5 separate regions of the Mus musculus genome follow, and regions 2, 3, 4 and 5 are each linked to region 1. The links are chromatin loops, found by intact Hi-C in ENCODE. Cell type or tissue: left cerebral cortex. All regions are shown on one strand. Region 1 holds the start of Cd200 (CD200 antigen). Region 2 overlaps Slc9c1 (solute carrier family 9, subfamily C (Na+-transporting carboxylic acid decarboxylase), member 1). Region 3 has its middle 33 kb from the start of Gm30636. Region 4 overlaps Gm30636 (a long non-coding RNA gene). Region 5 holds the start of Gcsam (germinal center associated, signaling and motility).

What was found. Hi-C counts contacts between places; a loop is a spot of excess contacts. Peaks named below come from ENCODE experiments on the same cell type or tissue, not always from the same donor. Only the 100,000 strongest peaks of a DNase experiment are listed, where the experiment ranks them.
Region 2: it touches region 1 in a loop (2.9-fold over the local background); 6 of 42 quality-filtered maps call a loop at or near these places.
Region 3: it touches region 1 in a loop (2.8-fold over the local background); 11 of 42 quality-filtered maps call a loop at or near these places.
Region 4: it touches region 1 in a loop (2.3-fold over the local background); 11 of 42 quality-filtered maps call a loop at or near these places.
Region 5: it touches region 1 in a loop (5-fold over the local background); 6 of 42 quality-filtered maps call a loop at or near these places.

What each region holds. Positions count from the first base shown.
Region 1 is chr16:45,406,088-45,411,087 of GRCm38, reverse strand. Cd200 (CD200 antigen) reads left to right here and starts at 2,035. Exons shown (of 6, transcript NM_010818.3): 1 at 2,035-2,232. The coding sequence starts at 2,221. In left cerebral cortex, a CTCF peak has its summit at 2,096; DNase peaks (open chromatin) are centred at 2,151, 2,350, 3,127 and 3,809; H3K4me3 peaks cover 2,717 bases; H3K27ac peaks cover 2,225 bases.
Region 2 is chr16:45,594,701-45,599,700 of GRCm38, reverse strand. It overlaps Slc9c1 (solute carrier family 9, subfamily C (Na+-transporting carboxylic acid decarboxylase), member 1), which reads right to left. Exons shown (of 28, transcript NM_198106.4): 24 at 119-250; 25 at 1-3. Among named protein-coding and RNA genes, the nearest start is that of Gcsam, 13 kb to the left of the region's middle. In left cerebral cortex, no CTCF peak of the experiment used is centred here; a DNase peak (open chromatin) is centred at 2,332.
Region 3 is chr16:45,327,313-45,332,312 of GRCm38, reverse strand. No RefSeq gene overlaps it. Among named protein-coding and RNA genes, the nearest start is that of Gm30636, 33 kb to the left of the region's middle. In left cerebral cortex, a CTCF peak has its summit at 1,887 (motif pointing left); a DNase peak (open chromatin) is centred at 1,888; H3K27ac peaks cover 964 bases.
Region 4 is chr16:45,348,357-45,353,356 of GRCm38, reverse strand. All of the region lies in intron 1 of Gm30636 (a long non-coding RNA gene), which reads left to right. Among named protein-coding and RNA genes, the nearest start is that of Gm30636, 12 kb to the left of the region's middle. In left cerebral cortex, a CTCF peak has its summit at 3,043; DNase peaks (open chromatin) are centred at 2,343, 3,625 and 4,913.
Region 5 is chr16:45,606,314-45,611,313 of GRCm38, reverse strand. It overlaps Slc9c1 (solute carrier family 9, subfamily C (Na+-transporting carboxylic acid decarboxylase), member 1), which reads right to left. Exons shown (of 28, transcript NM_198106.4): 28 at 4,313-4,497. The coding sequence ends at 4,453. It overlaps Gcsam (germinal center associated, signaling and motility), which reads right to left and starts at 874. Exons shown (of 5, transcript NM_008099.4): 1 at 754-874. The coding sequence starts at 782. In left cerebral cortex, CTCF peaks have their summits at 1,798 (motif pointing left) and 2,677; DNase peaks (open chromatin) are centred at 1,808 and 2,722.

The sequences.
Region 1 (5,000 bases):
CTCTTATTGTATAACTCAGCTCTTGAAATCTACTGCTCAAACTTAAGAAGATTTAAGGCAAAACAATGCCTAGTAAAGTGTCATTTACATACCAATAAAATAACAAGAATAGAGAAAGCTTCAAGGAGAAAGATATTCAAAGGTACCCCAATAGAATGACTTGCACACACAAACACACGTCCTCATGCATACTTATGAAATGCCATCTATAAGAAAAGAGTATTGTTGGCACCAACATAAAAAATAACCTCCCATGGTTGCTCACATCTGTATTCCCAGTACTCGAGAGGCTAAGGTAGAGTATGTGTGCTATCTGGGCAGCAGAGAGTACTGAGAAGGAATAGGATGCAGTCAGAGGGAAGGGACTTGAGGAAGACCTTTGGTTTAGACTCTCTCCACATGTCTGTCTGTGGGTCTCTGAACCAGATTTTATCTGTTGCTGCCTCTCTGATGACAGCTGGTCAAGGCCCCAATCTATTAGTATAGCAGAATGTCATTAAGAATCATTCTTTTCTTCCTTCCATTTTTTCTTCTTCTTCTTCTCTCTCCCCCTTTCTCTCTCTCTCTTTCTTTCTTTCTTTCTTTCTTTTTCTTTCTTTCTTTCTCTCTCTCCCTCTTTCTCTCTCTCCCTCTCTCTCTTTCTTTCTTTCTTTCTTTCTCTTTTTCTTTCTGTCTTTCTCTCTCTTTCCTTCTTTCTTTCCCCAGCTGTGTTTGGTTCTACCCTAGGACTCTGGGCTTTCCATTATCTGGTTCTTGACCATCCAGGCAATATAGGTACAAGCTCTCTCTTATAGGGTGGGCCTCAAGTTAAACTAAACATTGGTTGGTCACTCCCTCACATTTTCTACTAAAATCTCATAGGCAGGACATATTGTGGGTAGAGGATTTAGAGGCAGGTTTAGTGTCCAGGTTTGTCTTTTCATGGTCTGTAGAATACCTTCTCACACCAGAGAGACTAGAGTCTAGAGTCCAAACCTCAGCTCTAGCCTCTCTATGTTCAGTGAGCTGAATGAAAGTTGACCTCAGCAATGGGTCCCACTGTCAGGTTTTAGAGGGTGACCTTCAGTTGTAGGTCCCAAGTCTCTCTCTCCTCTCTCTCTCTTTCTCGATCTCTCTCTCTCTCTCTCTCTCTCTCTCTCTCTCTCTCTCTCTCTCTCTCTCTCTCTCTCTCTGCTTTATACTTGTGATTGAAGATGTGATCTCTCTGGCAGCCTGGTACCATGCCTCCTGGTCACTTAGAGACTCTCCTCCTGTAGCTATAAGCCCAACAAATCTTTTTCCACAGGTTTCTACTCTAGTACAGAAACAGAAATGTCACCAATATAGTCAATCGTTTCTGTAAAGCTTTCATCAAGGAAAAACCTCAGTTCCAGGGCTTCCTGTGACTCATTTGATCTGTCCCTTGGTTCTCATCTGTTTTAAGGAATACTGCAGGACAATCTGATTAGCAGAAAGAAAGTGCTTTTGGGTTTTCAGGAAGTGTGTTCACAGGTAACTCTGAGCCCTTAGGACCTCTAAAGCTCTAGATGAGGTACCTGGTAACCACACACACACACACACACACACACACACACACACACACACTCGCACTGGCCTTTAATATAACAAATCGTAAAATAAAGTTTTCCTTTTTTTTTTCCCCCAGGGTGTCTGTATGAAGCTCCTTACCTTCCCCCTACACACACACACACACACACACACACACACACACACACTATTGTTCTGTTCTCCGTGTTTATCTTTTGCTGTACAGAACCACAGGATGCACCAGGTTTCTGACTCAAATTACTGTCCACTCAAGTTAGTTCCCACTCTGATTTTTCTGTATGGACTACGTCACCCTATACTGCCATTTGGCACGGGAGAGAGGCCAGTGATGGGAATGCAGACGAAACATGCATACACATGTAAAATAAGATAAATAAATCTAAAATGAAAAAAATATAGAGTGATTCTTTCACATTTTTGCTATATTACTCTAAAAGGCGAGAACCTGGCGGGGGCGGGGGCAGGGGCTAGGGATGAGGTTGTAGAGGGCGTGGTTGGTTGGTCGTCTCTTCCTCCACACTAGAGGAGCTGTAGAGTCTGCCTGTGCAGTGGAGGGGGCTCTCTCTACGGCGAATAGTAGTGTCCCTGCTCACAGGTGTTGCGGAGATATCCTCCATCGTGGAAGAGCTCAGACCCCGAGAAGCTGGTGTCTAGCTGCGGCCCAGAGCAAGGATGGGCAGTCTGGTGAGTGGAATCTGAGATGCGAAGGAGGGCGGAATGGGCGATCTGGAGCCGCGGCTCTCAGAAGCCAGTGGAGCCTGCGAGAAAAGCAAGGAAGCTGTTCTTTGGAGAAGTGGTATCCGGGGCTCGGAGCTCTGTAAGGAGGCACCGGCCGGAGAAAGCCCGGGGAACGCGTGTATCTAGGGTGGGCGGCTTTGCTCCTTGCTGCGATTCCATTGCGAAAACACGGCCTGAGCTCCATGGCTCCCAGAAGGGGAGGAGTAGCTCTTTGCGTCCCCTATGTTGGTCCTTAACCTGCAGCAGGGGTGTAGCCTAGTAATCTCGCTTGCTCTCTTTCTCACCCCCTCTCTTGCTGCATTTCTGCTCCTTGCCTAGGAAACCATGAAGCATCTAGCAGTACTGCAGCGAGCAAGCCACAGCTTAGTGGTCTTGTTAAATGCCAAGGTATTTAGAGGAGAGGCCGACATTTTGAGTCTTTGGTACTGTTTACAAGGCAGAAAATTTTAAAAGGAAGGGTGGTCATACGCCTTATTCTTTATACACACGGAATTGGTAGAATTGAATGCGAATCTAAACGCAATTAAACCCCAGGTACCACTTTTCATCAGGCTGACAAAGACCGACTTGTGTTACCTTTCTTAACAAAGAGGAATGTGGATCTGTCAGCTAGATGCTCTTAATGTTCAAACAAGGAATTGCTTTCTGTTTTACAAAGAATCGGAGAGAGAGGTTCTTTTTTTTCTCTCCAAGTCTCTGTGGCTGCAATGAAATAAGGTACAAAATCAGACCTAGAAAGAATAGGGGAATGGGGCTATGCACCTAGCAGCTGTGGAGTTGTCAGCTAAGACCCAGGAGCTAATGAACATCCACCTTCTTGATAAGAATTGTAGGAGGATTTTTTTTTTTGAATCTTCATGATTGGACTCTCTAGTTAATTCTTGATTGGTTAATCTTTTAGCATCCGTTAAATTCTGGGCACTGTCTTCAGGGTTTTAACCGTGGAATTGTCACCTCACACCTGTGATATTGCTGCAGCACTGACTTGCTGGGTTTGCAGTAGGCAAGCTCCTAGGATCTTTACCATTCAAAAATGCTATTTAATAAAGATTTTTGTATATTTGCATATGCACAATAAGATCTCTTGGGAGTGGGACTCCAGACTAAACAGGAAATTCATTCATTTTTCATGTAGGTCTCTCTCTCTCTCTCTCTCTCTCTCTCTCTCTCTCTCTCTCTCTCACACACACACACACACACACACACACACACACACACACACACACCCTCAGATAATGCCATGATTATACAGTTCCTCTTGATGACTATAACTATCACATGATGGCAGGTGTGGAATTTTTCATTATAACATTGTCAGTACTCAGAAGTTTCAGATATTGAAGCATTATGATTTTTCAGTTTCCCACCTATGTTTCATTTAACCCTGAGATTAGTACTGATGTCTTCCCCCCGCCCCGCCCCGCCCCACCCCCAGGCTCCAGGGAGGTTAAATAATGTGTCTTACCTAATACATTTTGGATTCATTCTAGACTGGAGTGTTCCCTGGTTACCGCCCAGCAATTCCACGTCATCTTTCTGAGAAACAGAAAGCCTACCACTGCCTGGCATGAACTAAAGGAGAATATAATAAATATGATGTGAATTTTTCATAGTGAAGCCTATCCTTTGACTCCCTGATCCCCAGTCCCTGTGTTTTTGGTTTTCACCATCCCCAGGATGTGTGCATCTGCTTTTTCTTTTGTCCTATAACACTGTTATTTTTTTCACTACAAAAGCCAGATATCCCTGCATTTTCTTATTACAGCCTTTGCTAGGGCTTGGGCTTCATTGAGAGAGAAAGGCATAGTGGTTAAAAATAATGGTGTAGAATTAGCACGCCACAATCTGTTAGCTGGAGATAAAGTAAAATGTATTGATCCCTAGCTGTGGAACCAGAGGATACATTTGCCTAGAGTTTTTTCCAGCTATCCTACATGATAAGAACAAATGGAGAATAGGTTCAACAATAGGGAGAAAAAAAATAGATGAAGTCCCCAGGGCACAGCCCTTTTAGAAGGTGGTATTGGTATGCGTGAAAAGGGGGAAGGAGAGTGGGGGCTGTATCCTTTTAGGGAGCTCCTCACTCTTTACTTCCTAAAGAGTAGTGACTTAGTTGTGAACCTTAGATCAATGAAGTCAAGAGAAGTTTCAAAGTAGGCGTGGCATACTCATGGTACACCCACCCCACCTCCACCCCCAAAACGAATTGTCCGGGTGAATAATAATTTGTACCAAGGATCACTCGGACGATGGAATTTTTAATTTTCTGTAGCCTTAGGTTTGTAAGGAAGACTCAACTCTGCCATGTAGATGGGGTACCAGAGCATACACCTTTATGACTCTCCATGGAGTCCAGGCAGAAAGTCTGAAAGGCTGGGGTGTGAAAATAGAAAAGCACTTAGGTATGGGGTGGCATTGGAGATGTCCACAGGACGAAACATCACCTCTTTCAGGGTGATGGAAGATAACAAGGAACACCAGGATCAGGACTGTGTTGGAAGTTTTGGGTCTCTGACACTTTCAGAGAGTGCTGGCAAAGCCAAGTCTTCTCCCTGACTATAATGCCTATGCCTGCAAGGTACCATTGGCCAAGAGAGGCATACACACTGTTCTGCTGTTCATTCTCTGAGTCCAAACTGCAGACCTGGGCTAGCACAACTCTCCTTCTTATGTTACCTAAACCCAAAGGAAGACAAGTATTGACCTTTGCCAGT
Region 2 (5,000 bases), 190 kb before region 1:
GTCCTTAAGGAGAAGCACAGGCTCATGACACTAGCTTACAGTCGCTTTCTGCCCCTATCTTTGTGCAGGTTTGCTTGGGGACAGGGGTGGGTGGGAAGAATTCAGGACCCCCTCTTACCTCAAAAGATAAGTGTTCTCGGATCTTTTGGGCAGTAATGGCAAGTCCGATTTTTTGCCACATTTTATGTTTCATGTTAGGACATCTTTTTTCAAAGCCTTCATACAAGTGGCTAATGGGAATAAAATATGTCTGGAAAAAGAGAAAACAGAAATTGAAAAATTTGTTTAAGTCCATGGCTGAAGAAATACCTGTCATGTCCATGCAGTGACAGTAAAGCTAAGAATTAAGATGGCATGTTGCAGCCCAGAAATCTCATAAAATGCATTTATTAGCTCAGGCTTGCAATCTTGAACAGACACAAGTCTAGAAAGCTCCATGGTCCAACAAGGACTTTTCAGCTTTTATTTTTTTATTTTTTTAAAACTATGCATTTCTGGGTGTGGTCTGGCATTGGCACATCTTGAAATTAAACCAAGCTAAACCCCAGTCGCTATCTTCCATAATTATTTTTATTCTTTTCTTTGGCCAGTAATAGCTATGTATGCTCACACATCAAGCTAATGAGCATGTCCTACACCTTACCAGCTTGCAAGGTTTTGTACTCAGGACATTACAAATCTAGTCCTTTAACTGTTTTGACATATACACTATTATTACTGCGTTCACCATGCAGTACAACAGAACATTAAAATACATCCTTCCAGTGAACTAAAGTGTACCCTTGACTAGCACCTTCCCTTTTCCCCTTGCCATACACTTCTGGTAACCACCCCTCTGTGCTTTCTGAGAGAAGTCTTCTGCTTTATATTCCATATGGAGAAGATAAAACCAAAAAATGTAGTATTTTTCTTTCTGTTCCTGGTTTCTAATATTTGCACAATCATCTTCAAGATCATTCACATTCCTGCAAAAATAGAATCTCATTCAGTAAAACATTTTATCACTTTAAGGAATGACAATTATGCTCTAAGTTAATTAATTTACACAGATGTCATGGGACACCTCCAGAAATCAGAGGGCAACTTGCAGTAGGTCCTGTCCTTCAATCAAGTGGGTTCCAGGGATGGGACTTCAGTCATCAGCCTTAGAGGCAAGCGCCTGTATCAATGAGCCCACCGTCTCTCCAGCCCATCATTCTTTTCAGAGACTGAATAGTATTCCACAGTACACATGTTTTCCTAAACCAAGAGTCAGTTGCTGGATGCAGTTTTCATGTCTTGACTTGCGAATGACACTGCAATAAACATGGATAAATGGGTGTCTCTCCACAGTCTGCTGATCCCTTCTTCGTTTAGATTTTTTACATTGATTTCCCCACTCCAGGCACATAGGCTGTCTTTCCAGCCTTTGGTGACCTTCTCAGTGCCTTTCATCAGTATTTTATTTTCACTGTGAAGATCTTTCCTTTCCCAGGGTAAACTTAATCCTTTGTAGTTATTTCAAGATTGCTCTTCTGACATCTATTTAAGATGGTTCGCTATTAGCATATAGTAACAGGACTTATTTTTGTATGTTACATCTTATGATCTTGTTGAGTTTGTTTGATAGTTCTACCATTTTCAGATGGTCTTGGGGCATATTCTCTGCCTGCGGTCATTTCACCGTCACTGACTGACCACATCCTTTCCTACCTGGATACCCTGTGTTTATTTTGTCCTCTTGATTTTTGTGACTCACACTCCAGTAGTCTGTTGAGTGAAAATGTGTGATAGGAGAAAGGGAGCTGTCAGCTTTTCCCTTTCATTATAACGTTAGCTTTGCACTAAGTATATGTGTGCATGCATGTATGTATATACACATGTATATGTACACAATCTGTCTTGATCTTGTTTGCTTATTGTCTTTCTATCCCTAACTTTTCAGACTATTGCTTATGAGTTGATGATGAATTTTATAAAGTGTTTATTTGTGATGGAGCTTGAGATTTTGCCTGTTGTGCTGTTGATGTGGTAGCGTATCACCTTGGCTGGCTTGTGTATCTTCAGTCATTTGAGCATACTTGAGATACATCATACTTGTGATGAAACATCTCTTTTCTGTGCTTTTGTGTTTGGGTTGCTAGCCTTGTTTTGAGAATTTCTCTTTCTGTGTTTGCCATGAATACTGCTCTGCAGCTTTCCTTAGTTTTGTTTCCTATTTTTCTGGTTCTTGGTTTCCTATCTTTCTGGCAAGTGTTCTTGCTTTTTTCTTTCCTTCCTTCTTTGGTGCTCTCTCACTTGACTTTCTCAATTCTTGTAAAGTTCATTCTGGAGGTGCTAAAATGGGTTTTTACATAGATGTGAAAATATCACTGCAGGGTTTGCCAGCATGCTGGCAGAAGCCACTGCAAGATTGCTTGTTTGGTTGCTTCTTTCCCCCTCCCTTTCTTTTCCCTTCCCTTCACACTTTCCTCTCCTACTACTCCCATCTCTCTTTTCTTGACAGGGTCTCTGTATATAGCTCAGGCCAGCTTCTAAGTCACAATCCATTTACCACCACACCCGGTTTTCTGTTTCCTTTCAAGCCTTAGATTCCCTTAGATTGTCCTTCTTACTGATTACACCATTTCTAGCATTCCCTTCCCCATGTTATTTTTAAACTGGCGTCTCAATCTGTATAGAGCAAATCTTAAACCTTCCACTTGACCATTCATTTCATGTGTATATTTTGCTGATGCCTTCCATCTCTCCTATGTTGAAGAGCAGTTTCTCTTTAATTACGTATGTTTTCTTCGAGTTCGTTGGCTCTATCTGTACTCGTTGCTTCAGTGACTTGTTAGCTCAATGCATCCTCTGGGCGATATTAACATTATTTTTTATACAATGCATCACTCCATCCTGACATCCATCATTGTTTAATGTTTCTTTGTATGTGTGAAAATTATAATCTCAAGAAAAAGCTTTCAAAATTTCATGATTCCTGATGACACACTGTAGAGATTACAGATTTCTCTCTATTCCTCTGAATTGCTGAGATTTGTTGCAGGGAGCTATTAATTATCTGATCACGGAGACTCAGTGAAGGCTGGCATTTATAATTTGCTTGGGTTAATCAATAGGTGGCTTTAGCTGGGTTTCAAACCAGAGTAACATGAAAGTAAGTTAAATTTGAAACTATCTCTACTCTGGATCTTATCAATGCTCCCCTCAGCATTGACACAGTGGATCTAGAGAAGGCAGTGCTCCCTCTCAGCATTGACAGAGTAGATTTAGAGATGCAGTGCTCCCTCTCAGCCTTCATACCGTAGATCTGGAGAAGGCAGGGCTCATGCACAGCATTGATGGGACAGATCAACAGAAGGCCACTTTATGTCCAGTCTTTGCTTTCATGGTCTGTTATTCCTGGTCCTTCAGTTGGATACTAGTAGTGTAAAATATCTCCTTTCTGACAACTAAACCTTACAAGTCCTTAAATTTTGGCAGTATTTGCTTTTGTTGTTATTTTTGTTTATTTGTTTTGACACAAGGTCTTGGTCTTTCTTTGTAGTTTTAGCTGGTCTATTATTTCAGCCATTTTATTGAATACAATTTCACAATTCATCAAACTCACCATCTTCCGTAGGGCTCTTGTTGCATGGTGACTGGAGAATTGTGGGAGGCAGGGACTCAGGGTGCATTTAAGGGCTGTCCTACTTTCTTTTCTGTTACTGTGATAAAATACTCTGACCACCACCCCCAAAACAAATCATCTGGTCAAAGAGGTGTCTTTAGCTTCTCATTCCAAGTAAGGGTCCATCATTTTGCATAAGGTATGCAGGAGCTCAAAGCAACTGGTCACATCCCATTCATGGTCAAGAGCAGAGAGAGAATAAACTCATCTTGCTAGCTTGCTCTTAGCTAAGCTCTCTCTCTCTTCCATTTTACTGTTTATAGTCCACTGGCTAGGGAACAGGGCTACTGACAATGGGCTCCATCTCCCATCAGATAAAAATCAATACAATCCCCTAGAGATACATTCACATGCCAGCCTATCAGGCCAGCCTGATGTAGGTCATTTCTAATTAAGACTCTATCTCTCTTCCCAGACTGTGTCAAATTGGCAGTTTCAAAATAACTGGTGCATGGCCAACCTTGTTGATTTCTCTTCTGAAGGCTTTCAGACTTATTTTGGACATGCCTGCTTATTGTGATGGAAAACAGTGTCCCATGAATTTGGTGAGGTTTTATACTTGGTTGTGATGGTTTGCTATGTATACAGTGCCTTTATAAATGCTTGCTGGTGTTTTTATTCAAATCCTAGGTATGCAGAATGTTACTAACTGTGCCACTACTTAAAGATACTTTTAAAATATAATAGATGTATTTATTCTACTTAAAAAAAAATCCATCTAAAGAGGTCTAAAAGGCTCAGTGAGTGATTAGGTAGCTGTCTAAAATCCATGCCTGAATTACCAGCCTCCAAATGATAATGATGATCTTGTGTGCGTGTGCATACATAGATATGAGCTCATACATGCATGCATGCATAAGCTTCACATTTCAATCACCTGCGACGGATACCTAGACAGTCTGTAACTCTTTCGAGTGACAAGCTTTATGCAGCTCAGTTGAAACCCTCTACCAAGGCTATGCTTCTTTCTCCCTGCTCCAGCCCACCTAATCTAAAATAGAAAGAAAAATATTGGCCCTTGAGTATTAATCCAGAGATAAAAACTCTACCCATCCACAACCCTTGGACTTGCAGGCCTCTTTCCCACTTATAAGAGTACCCTTTGTTTAAGAAACACAGGCTCCTGCTAAATTTCAGTTTCCTCCTTTACCACAGCCTTCTCAGTCTTATCTGCTCTATCCCTAAAATATATGGTAAATGTGTTTTCTATTAGCTAAACATCTTCACATTTGGAATACTTAAAGGTTCTTAGAGCCACACTTTAAAAAAAAGTCTCTTCATATAGGTCTGCTTATAAATGCATCATACACTTTACTCATATTGAAAAATTTCCAAATTGTCTCCAATATAT
Region 3 (5,000 bases), 79 kb after region 1:
TTGCTCAGTCTGTTTTTCTTATAGGACCCAAGACCTCCCCTGTTAATCACTAATTAATAAAATGGCCTACAGGCTTGCCTGCAGCTCAATCTTTTTATATATTTTTTTTCTTTATTTACATTTCAAATGTTTTCTCCTTTCTAGGTCTCCCTTTCAGAAACTCCCTATCCCATCCCTCCTCCTCCTACCTCTATGAGGGTGCTCCCCCACCCACTGTCCTGTGGCTGTTGAGACTAAAGGACATTAAGAGAGGCCCTTCCAAGGCTGTGTGCTTGTCCAGCCTACTTTTTTCTGCCCTTGGGTCTTTTGCAGTGCCTGAAGCTAAGCCCGTGTACACTTCCTGCTGCAGCTTAATTGTACAGATTTCTTCCTCAAGGCTCCTCCTCTCTGATGATTTTAGCTTGTCTCAAGTGGACAGAAAACTATCCAGCATGTCCATGAGCAAGGAGGTGTTACTCTGCTCAAGTAAGGACACCTCAGCTACTACAGATGCTACAATCAGAGGCAATACCTGACTGAGTTATTGATAGTCAACTGCTATTCTCCACAATCCATATGTCTTCTGTGCTGTCTAGATAGAAAAGTTAAGGGGACATGGTGGGAACCACGACTCGTGCATCTTTCAAGTCCTTGGTAGTGGTGCTCATTTCTGTAACTCCTAAAAGGATGCAACACTGTTTTTGATTCACTATTTTCCTTGGCACGGGGAACTCTAAAGGCTTCCATTTAGCCTTTCCAACCATAATAGCTCTCATTCCCCAGTCAGAAAACCAATGGGAGAAGTCTGCCAACATCTAAATATATCTATCCCAATTATACATTCTGGGATTGGGGGAAAAAAAAACCCACCACCACAGGATGAATTTGAGGACATGCTGGCCCTACTATGTATAGGACATGGGCCAAACTTCCATTAATCACCTGACCTCCAAAAGCTCCTATTTAACTGGAAGGCCACTGTGTTTCTCGGGATCTCCTGGGAAAAGCGTTAATTCAGGACTAGCATCCAACAGACCCTGAAAAGTCTGATTGTTTTCATTCCCCTGGTGTACAGTTACTTTTGTAAAAGGCTGTATTTCCCTCTGGGGAAGGACTGGAGAAAGGCTAATGGTCAAACTTTTAAGTATTTTATCAATATCCTTCCTTGGGGGAATCTGGCCACCCTTTCTCTCACGGAATTCTGGGTCTGCAAACCAAGGCTCAAGGGTAGAAATTAATTCACGAGCCTAGGCTACAACATGAGACCCCATCTAAAATAAGTAAACAAAATAAATAAATAAAACTTGCCGAACTGAAAAACCAGCAACTATTTTAGAAGTCTCTTCTCAGGCTCACTTCCTCATTTCATAATAAGAGCCCTCAGAAATGTTACTTCTGAAATTATGCCAGACCTAGAAAAGCAATAAATCTCTATTATATAATTAAGACATCTCATATTAAGGATGAACATGGACTATTACATCTATTCTTGTTTAATATTAGGAAACTGAGGTTCAGAGAGATGTTAGATTGACTTTCCGTGTAGCCCATAGCAACCTGAGATACTAATCCTGTTGGCCCACCCTTCAGTACAGCACCTAAAGTGTATGTAGACGAATGTTTTGAAGTATCTTAACTTATGCCTTCCTTTTCCCATGTAGAAAAACATCCTGACTTTTTGACCTAATAAAAGGAAAAACCATGACTGATCTTGGGACCAGAATGAAGCAATCCTTCATTGTGGGCTTTCCCACAAGTGCTCACTCTTCGCTCATTCATTATTCACTGGTTTCAAATATTAAGGTTTTGAGATCTTGTTCTTCCAGAGAACCTGGGTTTGAGGCCAAGCAACCCTGTGGTGGGTCAGCATTGTTTATAACTCTTGTTCCAGGGAATCCTATGCCCTCTTCTGGATTCTGAGGGTACTTCATGAATGCAGGTAAAACATCAAAACACATAATTGTTTTAAAAGTAGAAATGTTAAAAAAAAATAGATCAATTCCTTTCGAATGCAGTTGGGCTGATGCTCATGAGACTGAATTAGTGATTGCTAAGCTGGATTCTGACGAAGCTTGGGCATCTTCACTTGGGTTTCCTAGCATGAATTAAGTCTATGCTCTTGATGATCCCAACTTTGAACATTGTAGGATACAACAAGCTTATTCTTAAAAATGACCCAGCTTCAGGTATTTTCTTATAATAACAGAGATCAGAGTAGGACTGTGGGAGAACTCTGCTATTCAGGTCACAATCTCCTGTGTCTGGATGGCTTTCTGAGTTTGGTGCAAAATGAAGGGCTCACTTTCTCAACAGGGCTTCCTTTTCTCTGCCTGACTGTCTGGAGAGTGTCCCTGAACACAGGTGGCTGGCCTTGTCTGCAAAATGACCTTGTGCAGAGCTCTCTGCAGGGGCTGCACAAGTCAGAGCACAAGTCCCTTTCTGGCTTCTTGCCCACATGATAATTATATGCTGTGACCAACCAGCCCTTAGGACATAGGGCATTAAGCCAGGGGTCACTGCAGACCTCTACATTTGAAAGCGAGTTAATAGTGTTGAAGTAGTCCAGCTTTGCTTGAAAATAAAGGAAACTGTGAGACTCCCCACCCAACTGCATGAAACTGGACACTATCTGTCCCACTGCACCAACAAGGCTGGCACTTTCCAGGAGTTAGAAGTTCAGAATCTCAGGTTTTACCAGGGATTCAAATACACCTCTGTCTACGTGGTCTATAGTTCACCAAGTACTCTAGATGTCTGGTAGGCACAGTCAAATTTGAAAAGCCCTAAATAAAAATAAACTTAAGAACACCGTGTTCTAAGCAGCAGCTTTCTATCTTTGTGATGCATAATAGAGTTGTCTCTATGAATCCTTTTATTAATAACACTCAAGTTTATGAGGAAATTGAATTCAGCAAACTTTATTGTTTGATTTCCTTGGGAATAAACCATTCTATTTTTAAAAGAGTAGGAAAGTTCCTAATCAGATTTCTACCGTTCCCACCAACGGTTTTGCTATTGTTGTTGTTACCATCCAAGGCTGTGCAGAAATGCATCTCAGGGTGGACTGTGCAGAAACTTAGAGGTCACTATAACTATAGTTATAAAGGGAGGGATGGCTACTTTTTGATCTGACAGTAGATCTTAGGGGTCACCCATGTGGAACTGGTTTTGCAAGAAGGTAAGAGTTATAAGGGCATAAATGCTGCATCAAGATTCTAGAGAAAATCCTGGGAAGTAGACAGCATGTAACATAGTCAAATTCCCCACTGGGCCTTTGGACAAACTGTGCTGCTGTTCTTGGCCCTCTGGAAATTTCATAAGCACATATGCCATACCAAGTTATAATGATGCCAGTGTGGCCTCTGGGTCCCAGCCCTTTAAGCATCAACATGATTACCTCCATGAATAGCCACTGGTTGTGAATCAAGAGCTGTACCCCTAGAACCTGACACCCTGGCTTTGCTTTCATTTCTCTTCAGTGTCATGATGACCCTGGCTGATTTACCGTTACCGCAACTTCTGGCATGTTGAATTCATTGTTTAAATGCTCCAGGACATCACTACCCTGACTAATGTTGTTCTAAGAACTAGACAAAAAACACAAGCAGACATTGGGTACATTGTATTCTTATGCCAGGGGCCAGATGCAGAATTCAAAAACATCTAGAAAACACAGGGTTAATGGAAGGCCTCATCTTCTCTCTCAGCCTGCCTCATCCTGTTTCCTGATTTCTATAATGTCTACTGTCTCCATTTTTAGCCATTTTTTTCATTTACCCTTTTGATCTGCACAAAAAGCCTGCTTTTTGTATCAAAGAGGTATTATGTAATTTGCATGCTGTCATTATGACCATGAATTTCCTTCAATTAATTCACTGAGTTGTTTTTGTAGAGGGAAGTGTTACAAAGGCTTATGGGAAAACACATTATATAATAAGACTATTCATAGAAATGCAAGATAACTTCTTGTTAAAATTAACTCTTATATTGACCCTCAATTCTTTTTAAAAAATTTTCTCAAAGCACATTTTTGTTCAAGTACTGAAAGAAGTCCATTGACATCAGATTCAAGTACCATGAAAATTGGGGGGGGGGGATTAGAAACTGTGATCCAAAGATGCAAAATTATAATTTTGTGATCCAAAAGTAGACAAGACTCTCTATACAGGAGGGTTTAAGAAGTGAACGTTGATAGGGGTACTGGACAAACATAGAAGGCAAATTCCCTGTTCTCTTCCTCTTGTCCTTGCCCCTTACTGCAAGCCTCACCTGGTTGGCTCAATTGCTTCACTATTAGTGACTTCTAACCCCCTTCTTCCTGTTTCCCTCCTAATCCTCTCCCCGTTAAAGAAAAGAGACTGAGCAATAAATCCACCCGAAGTGGAAGATTCTCCCCACTACAGACAGGACAAAACTAGAAGGAAGATATTTCAACATGCTTGTGCTAAGGACCAGGTTAGGGGAGAACTCTGGGTGCTATGCATAGATGATGATATTAATGCCTAAACAGACCAGCTCCATAAGACCCAAAACATACAAGATGCTCTAGAACTCAAAAAGATTGATACTGAAAGAAGCAACAGATGGGCAATTATATTAGAATAAGGCATAATAAATACAGGTATACATTTGATTCAGGCTTTTATAATATGTGCTACTTTTTTAAGTTTATGGATTCTAATCAGTGTTTAGAGATGCTGAAACAATTCATAAATGTTGATATGATTTTAAAGAAATAACATGTCCATCCCACATATCTGAAAACATCCTCAAGTGATGATTGTCCTTCATACCTGTGTACTCTTCAACAGAAATCAACCCTCTGGAGCCTTTCCCTCTGGCTCTGGGCAGTGAAAACTAAGACCCCATACCTAACTTGCTGCTAAGTTTCAAAACTTGAATCACCCACACATCTTCCTTTCTGTGGTTAACTTTCTCCCTTACTTAAGTAATTTTAACAGCTTCTTAGTTGCCTCCGTCCTGTTTTTTTCCTTTTGATTACTACACACACACTTGTATGA
Region 4 (5,000 bases), 58 kb after region 1:
TAGACCTCTATCCAACTTGAGAGGTAGGTTTCTTCCCATTCTGAGAAGAGTATTAGCACACATCAGAAGATATTTATACCCTTGACAGAGATAGCATTTAAGTAAAATTTAATTGCCATTTCTTTCCTTAGAATGTGTCCATCCTTTGTACTGGGTGAAGGAAAGGAGGCAGCTTGACTTTACATCTGGCTATCACACAGACAGGACAGACAGGACAGAAAGACAGGACAGACAGGACAGACAGACAGGACAGACAGGACAGACAGGGCAGACAGGACAGACAGGACAGACAGGGCAGACAGGACAGACAGGGCAGACAGGACAGACAGGACAGACAGGACAGACAGGGCAGACAGGGCAGACAGGGCAGACAGGACAGACAGACAGGCCCTCTAACTTCAGGATCATGATCTATTTTTCCCCCAAAGACACAATTAACTAGAACATGTAATGTCTGTCTTTTGAGGTACCATGAATCATAAATTCTCTCAATATTTTTTCCCCTTTGCTTCCAACAACAGAATATTATATTTCCCTGGAATCCACCAGTCATTTTGGTTAGTGTAACTTTACTGAATGCTCATTCTTTCTCTGCTTATGTATATGTAGGTTTGTCTTTAATTATAGAAAAGAGATACAGAAAAGGAAATTTTGTAACTTTATTTATCGTATTGCTATAGCTGCCGTAGCTACTATAGCGTATAAGTGTCCCAGCTATTCATATGTTAAAGAATGATAAGCAAGCAAATTGTGGTTCCAAGAATGTGACCTACTGTCTAGGTGACAATTTTAGGCCTTGTATATGGCATTGTATATGGCTGTGTATATGGATGGCATTTCCAAAGCTGGGGCTGGCAACTCCTTTGACTCTTAGGAAAAGTCTACCATACTGTTACTATACAAGTAACTATACTATACTATACTATACTATACTATACTATACTATACTATACTATACTATACTATACTATACAAGTTCACCCAGTGAGGCAAGCTGAAATATCAATACAGCAGAGAACAAGGCCCTAGTATTAGAAATAATATTTTCACATGCTACATCAAGAGTTCTTCAAGATACCTCCATGGTTATCTGCATGGTCAGTCAACATCACCAGTGAGCTCATGGCAGCTTCAGTCTTTTTATTTCTGTTCTTGAAAAACCTCAAAACTCCAAAATTTGTAAATTAAACTGGAGTGTCTGAGGGTTCCACTGCCTCCTTTTACAGCTCCTTCCAAATATCTGATGAAAAGATGGAGTAGTCGGATGGATAAGATATGGACCTGGCCAAAACTGACTAGAGAAAAAGATGAATCTGAGTACAGGGAGTCTTCTTTGGTCTTTTACCCAAAGTGATTGCACTAAATAAATCTCCTCTGAAAAAAAATAAGTAAATAAGTAAGTAGGTAGTAAACAAACAAACAAATAAGCAAACAAATACATCTTCTCTGCTTTCTTATTTCAATGTGACCTTTATAAAATTTTGCTAACCTCTTCTCATCGGAAACTTAACCAAATATGCCATCTTGTAACATTTTATCTTGTATGAACTTGTTTGTGACGTGACCCAGACCTTCTGTGACGGGCTCAGGTGTTCTCGTTTTCTCTTTCCTGATGACTGATTTCTATTTCTGTTTTGGAACAACCCTCTCACAGAGGAGAAAAATGCCATCCCAAATCCCTTTTCATCTAACAGTGTCTCTTTCTCTCTCTCTCTCTCTCTCTCTCTAACCATCTTTACCAAGAATATATTTAATATCTTTAACTTTTAAAGTTTTTTTTTTCTTTAATTTGATGGTTCCGGTCTCTTTTTTTGTTTCTTACTAAAATAACTATGTCCCAATAACTACACAGAAATCTGTATCTGAGGTGCAAGTAAATACTGTTAGCAGTCCTTGAGATGTTTCTCTTCTCCCTCTCTAGTTGTGGAAGCAGAATAACTTAGTGTGTTCTGGGAGGTCTGGCTCAAAGTCTTACAAAATTAGCATATGAAAAACTAAAATACACTGGAAATTCCTACCCAGCTAAAACCAATCACAGGCTCTGGCTCAGAAGTACCCCAGAGTCTGACCTATAGCTCATTATACCACTAAAATGTACATCTCTAGATAGAGATTCAAGATGCTACTGAGACATGCAAGGCACAGTTATATATGGAACTACATGTAACAGAGAGAGCATGCTTTAAAAAATGGGTGCCATTGCAAATGAGTCCCAAAGCCTTCACTATCTAAACAAGCCCACACGTCCACAGTAAAACAACACAAAACTCTCTGTTCTCTGTGCAGTGAGGTCTTTGAGCTACTGTTTTTTGGCTATTTCTTCCCTTTGCAGGGTGTCATTTCCTAAATAAACTGTCCACGCTCTTGTTAGGAGTAGACATCTGTTCAATTCCACCCATGGAGACAGGAGAACGTTAAGCCTCTTGCTCTAGTTTCCTTTTTTGTTGTTGTGATAAAGCCCTGATCAAAAGCATCTTAGGAAGGAAAGAGCTTACCTCGTTTTATACTTTATATCACCAAGAGAAGCAAAGGCAGGAGCTTGAAGCAGAAACCAAGGACAGATGCTGTTTACTGGTATGCTCTGCTATCTTTTCTCTATAGCCCAGGACGGAACCACCCTCAATAGCAATCAATAAAATGCCCCACTTATATTTAGGTTTGTATCAAGTTAACAAAATATGTGCAATCCTCCAGTGGTTCCGGTCAATCCCTGATATCAATTTCAAGTGCCTATAGAGTATAAGGAAGTAAATAAAATTAAATGGCCCAACAAAAATAAGAAATTTTAGGATCCACACAAAAAGCCCCAAGCACTGCATAGTAGGGAATAGAATTGCCAGCAAACTCAGGGATTGCACTACGATATTGGCATGCGGTAAATATTAATTACTATTGTTAAATATAAGTTTTGGTGAAACTAGTCAATGATCCCAAAATGTCTTTTTTAACTGAATTCTGAGTAATTTTTTCTCAAATTTCTCAATGGAGTATCCAGCCTGGCTTAAAATTTTTGAGACTGTTATCCCTAGAGGAGAAAGTTGGAATTGAGATTCTTCAGTGAAGTATAAAAGGAAATTTAAAAATGAGTTGAACGTATAGACAAAATGGGGGAAGCCATCTCTGGTCTGCCTGCAGTGATGCATGGAGTCACCCTTGATCCTTGTGGGCTCTTCCAGGTTTGCCTTGCTGTCCTCATCTAGATCTCCAGAGCTGCCCTCTAACTCACCTCATGAACTTTTAAGAGATTGTTTATTTGAACTTCTTAACCCTTAGACTCACTTCCTTCTAAGATTCTGCCTTCAATTTCCACTTTGTGTAATAAGTGGTTCTTTTGTGGACTTTCCTGTCACAATCAGACTTGGCAAGTGACTTCATAACTCAGTCAAGGGCAAAGCCCACAGTTCCCAAACTTAGTAAAAAGAGACAAGGGAGTATGTAGCTTCACCATGTAGCTTCCAGATTCCTGCAGTGACACTGTAGATTCCCATATAGGGCTGGGGCTGAGCTACCTTAATCATTGAGTGAGCCCATGTACAAGCAAGGCTAGGGGCTCAGTGTATCTATCACAGTCAAAACTAAGGGCTAAACTCTTACAGAAGAGAAGGAAGGAAGTGTGGGTGGGGCAAGTCTGGAAAAAGCAAATGCGTGGTTCTGGTTCTTTGTTGTCCTTCCTCTAGCTGTTGGATCCCCAGGAAGAAAGGGCCCAGGTGTTTCCTTTGCATATGCTGAATGCAGTAGATTGCTTCAGCCCTTCTGCGCTTGGACCAATTTGCACCTGAATGCAGCTATCCTCTGGACTCATCCCAGTTAGGTTGGTCTACCTGGAACCTTGGCTCCCAATTTTTTTTTCTTTTTTCTTTTTTCTTTTTTCCTTTTTCTTTTTCTTTCTTTCTTCCTTTCTTTTTTTCTTTTTCTTCTGTTTTGGCTTTTCGAGACAGGGTTTCTCTGTATAGCCCTGGCTGTCCTGGAACTCACTCTGTAGACCAGGCTGGCCTCGAACTCAGAGATCCACCTGCCTCTGCCTTCCAAGTGCTGGGATTAAAGTCATGCGCCTGGCCCATCATCCCAATTTTTTAAGAAAAGAGATAATATAAAAATATTCATCTTCTACTGTTCTTGAGCAAAATACATGGGAAAAAGTTATGAAGAAGAAAACACTAAAATATCATTGTGGAATTGTGTTTCTAGTTCAACAAACAAACAAACAGAAAAACTTGTTCCCAAATGCATTATCTGTTAATGGAGACAAATTCTGCAAAACAAATATAGCACTTACTGTCTGATGTGAAGCACGGAGATAAACAAACTTGAGCAAACAATTCCAACACAGCAGCCAATAACTGAATAACATGCGTGTTCAAAGAAAGCAGGTACTGAAAGAGTAGTAAACTCAGTACTCCAAGGTATGCTAATCATAAAACAGATAGTGACATTCCTCCACCCACCCACTTCCTGAGTTCAAGGAGTATTCATTCAAAGAAAGTCACCCTGACCATTCCTGGAAGTTGCAATGCAAATGTGCTATTGTTAGGGGCTCTTAGAAACTGTCTTGAGAGTTAACAATTACCAGGTATTCCTTGTGACACCTGTGACTTTGTACTTCCTTGTGACTCTTATCTGGTATTTTTGGTATTTTCCAACAATGCCCTTCCCACCTCCTTGAGTTGTGGTTTTTTCCTTTAAATACCCCCTTACTCAGCTACTCGGGGCGCCATGGTCCTCTACCCCTGCGTGGTGTATGACCGTGGGCCCGAGAGCGCTCTTGAATAAAAATCCTCTTGCAATTTGCAGCAAGACCGTTTCTTGTGGGTGATTTTGGGGTGTCGCCTCTCCTGAGTCAGAACGTGGGGGAGTCCTCACGTTGTGAGTCCTTCAGTACCATGTGGGAGAATGGAATGCTTTGCAGAAATAGCCTGCTGAAGAAGGAGGTGGTGATCCCAAGATTAAGTATTTCTAAACTGTGAGCCACTGACCTGTATTTTATTTATAAATGCTTTGAT
Region 5 (5,000 bases), 200 kb before region 1:
TAAGACGTCATTTTTCTATGTTCCCCTTTATATGTTATATAAGACCAAGGCAGCAAGGAAGACCCCCTGCCAGACCTCTATAGATCACCTAACTTTATACCATAGAAATTCTCTTATTTTGTGTGATCATATTTTCTTTTACATGTGTTCTCTTTGATTGAATGAAAAATTTGCTCTGAAAATTGAGAAGAGTCCCCCATCACTGAGACCTTCTCTGTCAGGGACCATGGTGCCACCATCTACACTTGGAACCTCCGGGTAGGATTATAAATTTTTTTTCCATTTAAAATGAGGAGACCAAAGTCCAGGAAGATGAAGGCAAGTCTTCTCCCTAGTGACAAGACCTTTTCCTTAACCCGCCTATAAGTGTACTAACTGCCGTCTCAACATGGCAGGAAATGTGGTGTTTATTTTAAATTTATAAAGACTCCCCGAAAGGGTGGGCACATATAACTCATTCAGGAACATCCAGGGCCCAAGAAAGGATGCCTTTCCCCAGCCCCAGGACAGCTGTTTCATTTCTTAGATGGACAGGAGTCCTCCTTTAATAAGTTCTTTCTCTCATTTCACCTGTTCTTATGTTCTCATTGTCTCTGTGTGTGAAAACCTGTAAGGATAGTCACATGGTGTATGGCTCAGGAGGGACTGAATTCTTGTCACACCCCTTCCCTAGTCCATTCACCCTAAAAGCTGTCCTCTTTTTTTCTTTCACCTCTGGCTCAGGTCTCTGCTCGCAGGAGGGAGTGAGCTCACCTGGTTGTCCTCTGCAAACAGTTCCCCATGAGGCAGGCCCCTCAGCACCTTCCCTCTGGTAGTCTCCACTTCCTTCTCAGCCGGCTTGCACCTTGGTCTGGCACTGTGCTCTGTAACTGGCAGTTTCCGACTGACAGTAGCTTCAGAGCTGCTCTGGTCACCCGTGTAGAGTCAGAAAGAGGAGGTGCCTGCTGGATGGTGGAGGAAGAGGCTGAGGGGGAGATGAGAGGCACATTTGTGTGTCTTGAAAGACCAGGGCCTTGATGCACCAGACTATTAACCAAAGGAAAAAAAGGTTGGTTAGGGAGAGGGTTAGCCACTAGGGAGTCCCAGGCTTTTCCTAACGGAGGAACCATGGGAGATTTTCCATGGCAGACACCTGTATTTAGTAAGAAAGTCAAATGGGAGAGGATCATTGTTTAGAAGCAAACAAAACAAAAAAGTCTGAAATATCAAATACCCCCCCTCAAAAAAAAAAAAAAACTCCAAAAGGGAAAACAGAATCAAGCCACAGTCTAGCTGGGCATATATAAACTTTCAAAATGTACTCACGAGCACATATACTGGAGTAACTGTACAAACAAGGCAAGTTGAGAGGGACCATTGCTGAGTGAAGTGGCCACAGAGCCATAGAGAGGGGAATCATAGGGTAAAATGGTTTGATGTGGGAAATGGGAAAAATAGGAGCACTCTAATTACTGTGTGTGTGTGTGTGTGTGTGTGTGTGTGTGTGTGTGTGTGTGTGAAGGATGATAAATCCAGAAGGAAGAAGGTAAAATAACAGTAAGGATGGCTGAAAAAGTCATAAGGAGTCATACTACTAGCTCTCTACCTAAAAATACCTGTAGTTATGGAAGTCCGTGCATAAATATATTGGTTTAAATAAAAATTCCCCATCTTGTCTGACAATGCCTCCTCCAAAAGTCAAAATTCATCTAACCGAAACGGCAGCACCACCCTTTATAAATCATCTTTTGAGCTGTTGGTTAGGGCTATCAAAGACTCCCTAAACACAGAGCCTTATTGCTATTGCTCTTGGCTGCCCTCTAAAGGCAGAATTTGAGTCCATATTGCTGCAGATACCTTGCATTTCAGAGGCCCAGACTCCCAGGACCCAGAAATAACCTGAATATCTCCTGGACTGCTTGCCAGGAGCACCCCACTCCCTGCACAGACAGGTGGCAATGATATTAGGAAAGGATCTTGTTCTTTGTCTCCACCGTAGTGGCTGTGTGTCTGTGCCTTCTTTACTATGGTACTAAGGATGTGTAAACTGTATATAAGTTATACTGCTTAAATGAATCCTGGGACTGCAATCATCGTTTGAATGATGGTTGTTTCTTGTTTGGTTACTCATTTGTTCATCCCGTCAACAAGTGTGTGTTGAGAACCTACTGTGTGCCGAGGACCTTGGGCTCAACAGTGAGCAGAACAGAGGAGATATATTTCTTTATTTGACTTTCAGCAATACAGAAGTCATATCTAAGGCAAACAGCAGGATGGGGACTGTCTTAGTTATTGTTCTGTTGCTGTGAAAGACAATATGAACAAATCACCCCGTATGGAAGAAAGTAATTGTGGGCTTGCTTCCAGTTTCAGGGGATTCACTCTGGTGGAAAGCAGACAGGCGTGGCCTAGGAGCAGTCGCTGAGAACTTCACATCCTGATCTGCAGGCAGCAGAGAGAACAAGGACTTTGCCTTGTTTGGGATTTTTTTGAAAGCTTTAACCACCACCACCACCACCCTCCCCCACAACTGAAAAAAGGTCACACATACTTTAACAAGGCCACACCTCCTAATTCTCCCCAAATGTTTACACTGGCTGTTTACAACCAGAGTCAAAGCATTAGGGGCGGGGATTGAAAAATCAGTCTGCCTTGTCATTTTGGGTTATTGAATCCCAGTTTTCAAGTTTCAGTTTTACTACCGACCACTAGATGAAGACACTGAGCTGTGGAAGTCTCAGATACCAGGAAAGAAAATGTGTTGATTCTGCAAGAGGTGGAGCTGGGCATTCACTACATTGTTGGTGTGGTACAGACTTGGGGCTAAATAAACTGCTCCCACTGCACAGGTGAAAGTGTTACAAGTCCAAAAAGGAAATCTCTGAGCTCTTCTCTCTTTAGTCCCATCAGCATTTACTCCAGTACTTAAGACCTGTAAGAAATTACACTCCCTGAACTAGAAACAAAAACCTGGATATTTATACCAGTGAGATTTATGAGCTGAGATCTTTGCCCTTATCTACTCCTTGTTTGCTGTTGTGTGGGCAGTTAACCACCAGTGTAAAAACGATTCCCCTCTACTTTTATATAATAAGGTAACAAGATCTGAATAACCGTGCTTTACTGGATTTCTGACAGTCACAAACTCTAGAGCTTTTTTATATGTGAATTCTGTGGTTATCTTGCTACCAGTTCCTGCTTTTTGTAGGCGAGTAGGAATAAAAGAGCTCTACATGTTCTTTTCAGGTTGTTGTTGAGCTTCGGGTGTGGCAGAGATCTAGATCTCTGTGACAGGATCAATTCCTACGTTGGAGTTTTACATAGGATCTTTACAATCCAGACTATGCATCAAGCCGGACACTGACAATCATTGAAATTGGGCCTGTATACTTCTCTTTAGTAGCCTAGATTTCGAAAATAAGACCAAGACAACCTCAGCAGCCTAGCAAATGGCACATGATTAAACCAGCTCACAACTGTATAGTGAGTCCATCACATAGTGAAGATATCAAGCAATTTATCTGAATTCTCTAAGTTCCATTGCTTCCTCTTCAAAACGAGGCTAACCACCCCTTCCTCCATAAATACACTGATATCCTCATAAGCTGTTGGTAGAGAACGCGTCTCCCCTCTCCTGATGCTTGTTTCAGATTGAGGGGTAACTCTCCATTCATTGTCTTTGCATTCTTCAAACCCTGTCTCCTCCCAGAGGCCTGGAGGTTTCTGCTGGATAGTGCCACTGCTGCTGATTTGTGATGGTTTGTATATGCTTGGCAAAGGGAGTGGCACTATTTGGAGGTGTGGCCTTGTTGGAGTAGGTGTATCACTGTGGGTGTGGGCTTTAATACCTCCATCCTAGCTGCCTGGAAGTTAGTCTTTTAGCAGCCTTCAGATGAAGATGTAGGACTCTCAGTCTTGCCTGTACCATGCCTGCCTGTACTTTTCCATGCTCTCATCTTGATAATAATGGACTTTACCTCTGAATCTGTAAGCTCGTCCCAATTAAGTGTTGTCTATGACTGCCTTGGTCATGGTGTCTGTTCACAGCAGTAAGACCCTAAGACACTACTGAATAGGACTGCTAGTATCCTGACAAACTGAGATTGGAATCACCCCAAAATACTACTTTCTAAACATGTCCACATCCCCTTGTCCTATTTACCATCTATTCTCCCCTACCTTTGGATGATGGGCTAGAAGGGGGTCGAAGTGTTTGAGAATCCTTATTAAAAGTAGGTTTAAAAAAATATAAGCCTACAAGAAAATCTTAAGAGTCTTATTTTATCCCCCCACCCCAGTCTAAATACAGAAATAACATCATTTGGAGAGTTGGTTGGTTAGTGTGAGATGCTTTAATTCACATTATCACATAAAAGGCACATAAACTTTGGCTTGTCTCTATCTCCAGAAATAAATATTTTCATGGTCATTTTGAAAAGCTTAGGCAGCGAACTGAACTTTCCAGGCGACTCTTTAGATGTTAATATTCTCTTCTATCAATTCCTCATTTTCTTGATTCTAAAAGTGGATATGAAAACATAAATCAGATTTCAGGTCTTTTTAAAGAAAGTATAATGGTTAAGCTTTGTCAACTTGATGCATTCTGGAATCATCTGAGAAGAGAGTCTCAAGTAGGATTGTCTGCATTGCAGTGGCTTGTGGGCATGTCTACATGGCACTGCCTCAGTTAAGTTACTTGAGGAAGAGTCAGTCTGGTGTGTGCAGTTTTATTCCTTCTGCAGGGGGTCCTGAACTATTCAGGAGCAGAGAAATCAAATTGAGCACAGGCAAGTAAGTACGACGGTAAATGCGTATGTATTTATTTCTTCCTGCTCTTAAGTGTGGCAGTGATGGGAAGTTCTAGCCTTTACTTCCCATCAAAGCTGGATTCTAATGTAAAATTATGAGCTGAAATAAATTCCTTTCTTCTCCAAGTTGATGTTGTAGTCTGTCGCAACAACAGAAAGAAAACTAGAACACAAGGGTTTGATGGACAGAGGAGTGCTGGTGTGGGACCTGAC